2 separate regions of the Homo sapiens genome follow, and region 2 is linked to region 1. A link is a loop called in an ENCODE intact Hi-C map of the cell type or tissue named here. Cell type or tissue: mammary epithelial cell. All regions are shown on one strand. Links, peaks and the distances in the headings refer to the core of each region. The heading gives the core; the rest is flanking DNA.

Evidence for each region. Peaks named below come from ENCODE experiments on the same cell type or tissue, not always from the same donor. Only the 100,000 strongest peaks of a DNase experiment are listed, where the experiment ranks them.
Region 2: it touches region 1 in a loop (6-fold over the local background); 4 of 110 quality-filtered maps call a loop at or near these places.

Annotation. Positions count from the first base shown.
Region 1 is chr2:31,425,723-31,430,114 of GRCh38, forward strand. No RefSeq gene overlaps it. Among named protein-coding and RNA genes, the nearest start is that of XDH, 13 kb to the left of the region's middle. RefSeq lists an enhancer at 3,914-4,392. In mammary epithelial cell, for the core only: a CTCF peak has its summit at 2,439 (motif pointing left); a DNase peak (open chromatin) is centred at 2,409; H3K27ac peaks cover 856 bases.
Region 2 is chr2:31,336,121-31,340,512 of GRCh38, forward strand. It overlaps XDH (xanthine dehydrogenase), which reads right to left. Exons shown (of 36, transcript NM_000379.4): 34 at 3,369-3,557; 35 at 1,521-1,697. Among named protein-coding and RNA genes, the nearest start is that of XDH, 76 kb to the right of the region's middle. In mammary epithelial cell, for the core only: no CTCF peak of the experiment used is centred there; a DNase peak (open chromatin) is centred at 1,961; H3K4me3 peaks cover 910 bases; H3K27ac peaks cover 3,086 bases.

The sequences.
Region 1 (4,392 bases), core at 183-4,182:
CCCCTGTGATTCTAGAATCTTCTGACAGCAATAGAGAGCAGAGGCTGGGCTTTCCTAGCTGGACACCATCCAGGATGGCCCCTTTACACTGTATAGGCGTGGGGGGCAGAGGAAAAACCATCTCATTGAGTCTCACTAACGCAGGGTTGGCAGCAGCAGTGAGAAAGTTTGGCCTTAGAAGAATCAGAGTGAGGAGAGTAGAAGATGAAACAGCGTGTAGTGTGACACAGCAGGCTCCAAGGCTTTCAGGCCTGTCTTAAAAAAACTCATGGACGTGGTTTGTTTCTCTGTTTTTAATGTTACAATCACAATAAAGTGCTTTGAGGAAGGAAATCGAACAAGAATCTTGTGAAATTCTGCAAACCCAAACTAAAATGCAGAGTGTAAAAATGTCACAGGGAAAGAAAAGAACCAGACGGTGGGAAATCGATAGAATCTTAGCTGTCATTCATTTGATAGTTTGGCTCGGGGAGACCTAGAGAAGGGCCCCAGGTTCCAGGTCCACTCTGCCAGAAGCAGCAGATGGAACGGAACTTGTTAGCCACTGCCAACTCCCCCCGGGTCCCTGAGCCCAGGATATGCAGAGAAGGGTGAAGGCGCGGCACTCTTGCAGGGTCTGCCCAGTGCTTGGATTTGCTCCTCATTCTCTCAGGAGGACCAGGGGCTTCTGGAAATCAGTGGTCCCTGGTGGCTTGGAAGCTCCCTGAAACATGGAAGGAAGATGGATCTCAATGGGGAAGGTTTTGACCCTCCATATGTCACGTCTGTGGATCTGAGCAGAGGAATCGATAGACTTAGCACAATAGCAGAAGAGAGGGAAGGCAGAAGACCTGAAGGAAGAGCAGCAGAGGAGGGGCAGGCATAAAGAATGGTAAACATAGAATGGCAACCATAGTCACCTCAGGGATCAGCTCATGGCCTCCTGGTCAAGCTTCCTCTCCCTGTGATTCTTGGCTGTCTTCCATCTGCAGCTAAGTAGCCAGACCAGAATAGTCAATAATTCTAGTGATCTGGCAACTATAATTTTCTAGTCTTGATGAGTATCGGTATTGTCACTGTATTAAACTTCCCCTATTCGTCATCTCCATCTGATCATCATTATTATTCTAAGAATCCCATGTGGAAGTAGGAACTGGGGTGACAAGAATCTGGGTGCTGGCTGCCCCTTGAATGCATCCCATGGCCCCATAGCCATGACTGCGGTGCCAGTGAAGCAGCAGTTCCCAGGAAATACATGGATTGCCTTGCCTGGGGCTGAATGGGAGTGCTTCAATGGTGGGTCTGTAAGCAAAGATTGTGAACTTGTTCAGGACAAATGAGAAAAAGAGAGTACTTCTTCCTAGGAAAAATTTCATCAGCCTCTCCATGCCTTTGTTATAAACAGACAGAGGCCCCATTTAACTGGTCTAGAGAATTTTGGAACCAAACATGAGGTTGTGATGAAACCATGGAAAGAGTCCCAGTCTAGGAAAAGAGAGACTCAGGTGAAAGCCAAGGATTTGCTCCTCTCTCTGTCACTTTTGGCAAGCCCCTTTCCCATCTATAAAACTTCAAGGACCCTTCCAGCTCTAACATTTATGGATATTATGACATAATACCTGTGTGTGTGTGTGTGTGTGTGTGTGTGTGTGTGTGTGTGTGTGTGTGTGCATGTGTGGTGTGTTTGCATCCTCCTTTCTGGTGGCCTTTTTATTCACACCATCTGATCCTCACCCATTTCTGAGCAAGTTGGGTCCATGCTACAGGATATTCCCACTTGTCCAGCATTGGAATAGCTGGAATGCTAAGGAAAAGAGTATAATACCAGATTATGAAAGTTCTGCAGTCCATTTTGTGGTTTTTTATTTGTTTTTTTTTTGAGATGGAGTCTTGCTGTGTTGCCCAGGCTGAAGTGCAGTGGTGCAATCTTGGCTCACTGCAACCTCTACCTCCTGAGTTCAAGCGTTTATCCTACCTCAGCCTCCCGAGTAGCTGGGATTACAGGCATGCATCACTACACCTGGCTAATTTTTGTATTTTTGGTAGAGCCTGGCCTTCACCATGTTGGCTAGGCTGGTCTTGAACTCCTGGCCTCAAGTGATCCACATGTCTCAGCCTCCCAAAGTGCTGGGCTTATAGGCGTAAACCACCATGCCCAGACTGTGCTTGTCGTTTTCATGTAACTGTTTGAACCAGTATTTCCTAATATAGAATATCCTTGAGTAATCCTCCTTTTCGTAAGCCTCTGAAATTTTCTTGATATTCTTGTAGCATGACAAAATATACTGTCATCCTAAGACTCTTGTCCACCAAGGGATAGAGTGCATTCTCTATCCACTGGGAAATGGAGGTGATAAGAACACTTCCTGCTGACAAAGTCTGATGCTTCTACCAACTCAGCCCAGTAACTCTGAAAGTGGACTCACCAAAGACAGAAGTGGCTCACAGCCCCACCTGGAGGCCCAGACAAGAGGTGGCTCTGCCCTGGGTCTGCTCTTTAGAGGGCTCTACTCTGGCATGCCTGTGGCTATGCCTCTCCCCACTGGGTGAGAAGTTCATTGCGCCTACGGAATGTGACCATTCAGAGCCTATGTCACTTTCTGTTTACAGCACTCCCCGTGGATCAGGGCCCCTGCCCAGTGACCTCCAGCTCACTCCCAAGGCCCAGTCTGGCCATTTCCCTTGGCCTATCACCGCAGAGGGGACCTGTGCTTCTGGTATGTCCACCACTTGGCTCCCAAGATGTATATCTCTAGGTGCCCTGGGGTGACGACTGGGGCAGTGGGCATACCTTAGATATGTGGACCATATTATCCACCCATGTGCTTGAGAGAGGATTGTCACAGAATGGGGCAAAGCTAGGGATGAGAAGTCAAGTTAGGGAGGGGAGACAGTATGGTGAGGACAGGGGAAACCAGTTTTCTGGAGAGTCTGAAAATGATCAATTATAACCTGATCTTCAGGGTTATTATGAAAGTATACTTGTCAAGTGAGGAGCATAGAAATTCTGATTTAACATTTTTTAAAGTTAGTTTACAACTGTTAAGAATGAAAACACCTAGCTGATGAGCTTCCATTTGTACCCTTGCCTTGAGCCCTGCAAATGTGGGAGAGGGCCTGGAAAGTGGTACTGTTCCCACAGCTTGAATAAATACAATCAAGGAGGACGGAAAGATGTTGAGAAGTTGCAAAGATGCACAGTTTAGGGGGAAATCCCTCCTAAAACTCAAAGCAATGCAAACAGAAGGACTCCAAAGGCACTGAGGATTCACAGAGCCCAGCACAACCCGCCCTGGCCTCAGCACACAAGCTTGTGCCATCTGGACCCATGTGGACCCAGCCCACCTTCCAGCCTCATTTCCCACTACCTCACCCACACAAACCATCTTTGGCCACAATAGACTACTCTTTGCTCCCTGAACTTACTGCCAGTTTTACACCTCAATGCTTTTGCCCAGGTCATTTGCTCAGCCTAGAACTCCCTTTCCCCTAATAAAATCATGTAAAGCTCAGCTTAAATGCAACCAGCTCTTAAAAGCCTATGACCTTGGACTCCCCACACAACCACACCTAGGGAAACTCACTGGTCTTTCATTCATGTCCATTGTTATTTTATACCTATGTCTATTATGGCATATCACACAGAAACCAGATCTTACTTGTTTTTGAATCCACATTAACATGTAGTAGTGGTCAGTAAATACTTGCTCAATGACTTCTGCTCAGTAAAGAAAAGCCACTGATTCTTCTCAAACAGTCTACCTAAGGTTGCTTCCCTCTCACCCGGAAGAGAAAGTCGTCTTGTGCTTATTCTCCTCATCACTCTTCTCCTTTTTCTTCCTCTTCGCCATTGTTATGACCATGCACTGTGGTTTAATATGGTTTTCTTGTTTATTTATATACATCAATTCATGGCAGCTTCATATATGTGATATTGTAAGTCTCATTTTCTCCTGAAGAAATAGTTTCTGAGAGTGACGAAGCAGCAGAACTTTCACTTGAAGCCCACTTGTTAGTTCTAGAATCAGCACTCCTTCTACTCCACTAGATCCCTGAGGTTCAGACCTGAGCACTCAGGTGGGTCTCACGACAGAGCAGCTGATGCAGGGCCTGGTGGAGGATCCACACAGAGATTTAATCAGCAGTGGATTGGGGCCAAGAAGGAAGAGTCAGGAAGGAAATCCCCAATGTGTGAAAAACAAAACCACAACAATCAACAATGAAAATCCAGGGACAGGGAAGTGAGTTCCACCTAAATAAACCCCAATCATTGGACATGCTGGCTTAAGTGAACTAGGACTTTCCAGAAAACGGGAGGTCACATGGGAGTGACTCAAGGTTTCAACCTCTGAGGGCAATGATTGCTGGAAACTATCTCACAAGGAACACTTCTGAAGGGATTTGGAAAGAATG
Region 2 (4,392 bases), core at 155-4,154, 90 kb before region 1:
CACTCTGCAGGCCTAGCTGTTGAGAATGCCTCAGGGCAGGACTCCTTAATTTCCTAAGCCATTCATTTATTTTCACTGAGCACTTTCCACATGGCAGGCGTTCTATTAGGTTTTGGAGATATGGTGACAAACAATACAGATGTGATCCCTTTTGAAACTCACAGTCCTTAAAAAGTTCATAGAATCAGCTGCTCATGCAAATCCATGGCAAGAATTTTTAAATCGCTGGTATGTTGTAACATAGAAACGGATCTTTGTTTCAGGTCTGGGGCCACAGAGAGCTTACGAAAATGACTGAGTTCTGCATCAGACTGTTGGCAAAGAGCTCGCCTTGCAAACTGTGGCAGCTTATTGGGAGCCATGCCACCCACTCCTCTCAGGGAAATGGGTTTGGGTGATTGTCAGCATTGGGAGCCATAGTGGGAAGGTTCTGGGCTGTGGGTAGGTTGCTGCACAGATGTGGGCATCTTTACTGCCTGGGAGTGCCACACGGTCTGTGTAGTTCTCACTCCATAGCTAAAGCTCTTGGTAGACCCAAGGAAGACCTGAATGGGGACCCATATGCCTCCTTCACCCACTGTGTTGAGGTCTGCGGATGGTGGATTTGTCTGCCCCTGGGGTTCCTCTGTGCCCTCCCCACTTGGGACCACATGTACCCACTTTACCTATAAATCCAAAAAGCATATCGAATTTTAAAAAGAGAAAGCCCCACCTGAGTATCAGGAAGAACCCAGTCCTGCTAACTCCACACAGGTTGCAGTTGCAAAGGCAATTAAAGCCACTGTACAGAGCCCACTTCAGCACCACTCAGAGGCTGGGCTGGTTCTGAGATCCCCAAAGCGGAAGCAACCGTCCTAGCAAAGTCTTCTTTTGTTAGGCATTGCCAACTACAAGTATCACATAGGTGCTTCTTAAAGTGATTCCAATGACTACGGAATTCTTCTACTACTTTCTGCCACATACACCTCCAAGGCAGTAATCAATCACCCTATAATGGAATCATCTGGTTTCCCAAGGTTGCAAAGTCCTCAAGGACATCTATGTGTCCCCAGTATCAGAATGGCACATGATCATCACAGGACAAATGTGGTTGATCTAATTAATTATTTCCTCTTTTTCCCTCCATCCCCCCAATATTCATACAGTGTCCTTAACATAAATTAAAAAAAAAAATGCTAGCGACTGACTCATACTAAAGATTAGGCTCTCTGGAGTTTCATCCATCATCCTTATCTAGATGGAAAATAATAAAATCTGTGAGTTATGACTGTGCACCACACATTCCTCCCATCTCTAAGGAGGCCCAGCTACAAGCTATAGCTTTAAGGAGGTTTCTCATTATTCTCTTGCAAGTTCGAGTGTGTGCTTCATACCATGCACAATGAAGGGTGGCCATTGATGCAAGGCTGCCCGGTTAGGAGAGAGCCCAACACCTCTCCTCTGTGCAGAACCTTCCCTGCAGTTTGCCAGCCTATCCCTGGCCTCCCCTGGACTGAGTGGATGCTTGAGGGGCATCATACCAGGGTGGTGAACTTGTCCACGCAGGCATTGCGGATCTTCTCCGGGGTGGCAGGGCTGTCTAGCCGGAAGAGTTCCTTCACGTTATTACCTGTGTGCTGAGCTCGAGCTGCACGGATGGCATCTTTGATGGCAAAGAAGATAGAAGCAGCCAGGAAGAGGGGCGGCTCTCCAACAGCCTGAACACAGACAGGGCACAGGGCAGGGGCTCAGGCAGGTGGTCCTGCCTCCACATCATCAAGTGGACCTAGGAGGCCAGGCAGCAAACTCTGCACGAGGAGGGCTGGTGGCACCAGGAAAGCACTGATGGGAGCCACACCAAATACAGCAGGAAGGCACAGTCAGAAATGATCAGGGGCTAAGAACAATCAAGCTAGTACATGACTGGACCGCATGGACATATTTCTTTGAACACTCATGTAATTTTCTCTGATGACATCATGCACATATAATGTACCATTTAAAGTTATACTCGGTAATTGTATTTTACAGACCACAAAATCTGACGTGAGTTTTAACCTTTTCCTCAGTCACTAGCCGAGGGGAAGAGTCTACCTGCAACTCTGACACCAACATTTACAGGCACCATAGTCATATTACAGCATCCGCAGGAATTATAGGCATAAGAACAAACAGGAATTAAAACATTTTCTAGCATAGGTTGGTTTTTCTCCCCCTCAAAGTATAGATCAGAGACCACCTATATCAGAATCACTAAAGATACTTGCTGAAAATGCATGTTCCAGGGCCCTAAGCCACACCTATTGGAGCAAAATTTCTAGGCGTGGGCCCCAGAAAGGCACATTTTTATCATGGGCCTCAGTAATTCCCAAGCATGGTAAAGTATGACAGTCAATGGCAAGGGTCACAATATGTCCCAGCTTCCCCACCCACTATGGTAAAGTAAACCACGAGATGAGCAAATGGATGTTTCTTTGGTTACCAAGGATTAGTTGCCTTCCTTCTTCAAACTAGGATTATATGCATCAGCTAAATCAATTTTCAACCATTTTTTCATACTTACTGCAGATAAGGAAGAAATAGAAGACACAATCCTCCAGGCATCTGACCAAGTCTTTTTTTTTTTTTTTTTTTTTTTTTTTGAGACAGAGTCTCGCTCTGTCGCCCAGGCTGGGGTGCAATGGTCCAGTCACGGCTCACTGCAGCCTCTGCCTCCCAGGTTCAAAAGATTCTCGTGCCTAAGCCTCCTGAGTAGCTGGGATTACAGGCATGTCCCACCATGCCCAGCTAATTTTTTTTATTTTTAGTAGAGATGGGGTTTTGCCATGTTGCCCAGGCTGGTCTCGAACTTCTGAGCTCAGGCAATCCACCCACCTAGGCCTCCCAAAGTGCTAGGATTACAGGCATGAGCCACCGCACCCAGCCTGATCAAGTCTTAAGGTCGAGTATTGGCAACTGAAGGAGGTAAAAGGGTGTGTACAAAGGTGCTATCCCATTGGCAGTGAATGTGCTGATTGTCATTGGACCATACTAATGCTGTACCTGTAAAATCATCTCTTAGGATCAAGCACCAGTGACGTACGCCTGAGATATGGGTGTGGGCCAGGATTTAAATGAGAAGATTTGATGAAGGAATCCCTCTAAATTCACCCAAAGAAGTGGGCTTCAGACCATACTAAGGTGCTCTCCTCAACCCAATTTAACTGGTTCTCAAGCAGGACTGCCCAACTATCCCACTGCCCCTACCAAGGTCAGTGTCAAACCATCTTCCCTCCTCAAGATATGCCCTTTGAAGTCCCACCAGGTGGGTCACTGAGGCCTCTCATCACCCGCTGGGGCCTCCCCCAGGGCAGATCAGAAGAGACAGCACAGAGCCAGAGCAATGGTACCTTCGATGCATAGATGGCCTTCTTGTTGGGGCAGTCGCGGAGCAGGGACACCCTGAACTCAATGGGGATGCTGCCAAATGCCGGGATCTTGTAGGTGCTAGGGCCACGGGTGTGCAGGCTCCCCTCGGGGGAATAGTGTAGCTCCTCTAGGGTGAAGAGGCCAAGGCCCTGGACAAATGCCCCTTCCACCTGCAGGATGGATGGAGAGCACAGTTAGCCTGCCACCTTCTTCCCTGAGGACAGATACCACTTGCCACAATGGACACAAAGCGCCAACTGCAGCGCGGCCTGGAATGTAGCTAAAACTGCCCTCTATTGCTTACCTGGCTCCCGCCTCAGCCCTGGGATAACCCATCCGGACTTCTGCCAGGCTTTGGCTCAGGCAGAGCAAAGACATTAACACGGAAGGTCAGTGATTCTAGGTGGGCATGTTTCCCACTACAACCTGCCGCAGTGCAGATGGAGATGTTCCTTCCATGTTGCTACTGGGGAAATGGTGAGCCAAAGCTAAGAAGCAAGCTCACAGGAGGATTTATTCGATAGTAGATTCTTTGAGACTTACCTCCAGCCTTTTTGAACGCCCACCCCTGCCTGTCCTCTGGGAGAAAGTGCCCCCACTGCAGTTCAGCTTACAGGTCTCTCCTAGGGTAACTGCCATGATAGACAGGCCCACACATCTGCTCTCTCAGCCCCCTGCTCAGAAGCGTGACATGGGGCACTACCATACCTCAACGAGCATTCAGAAAAGAAACCGACTGGCAATCATCTTTGGGTCTGCAGTACTGGCTTGGTGCCTGGCCACAGTAGGGGACCATAAATGGTTGTTCAATGAATTAATGAACAGATTGACTAATGGCCAGATTTTCGTATACTCAGTAGTTGTCCATTTTTTAGAAGTACAATTTGTATTTTCTACCAGATGCTCAGTCTTGAATTCTTGATTCCTCCTCTGTTTTTTCCTATCTCACCTATTCTTTATTTTATTTTATTTATTTTTTTGAGACTGAGTCTTGCTCTATCGCCC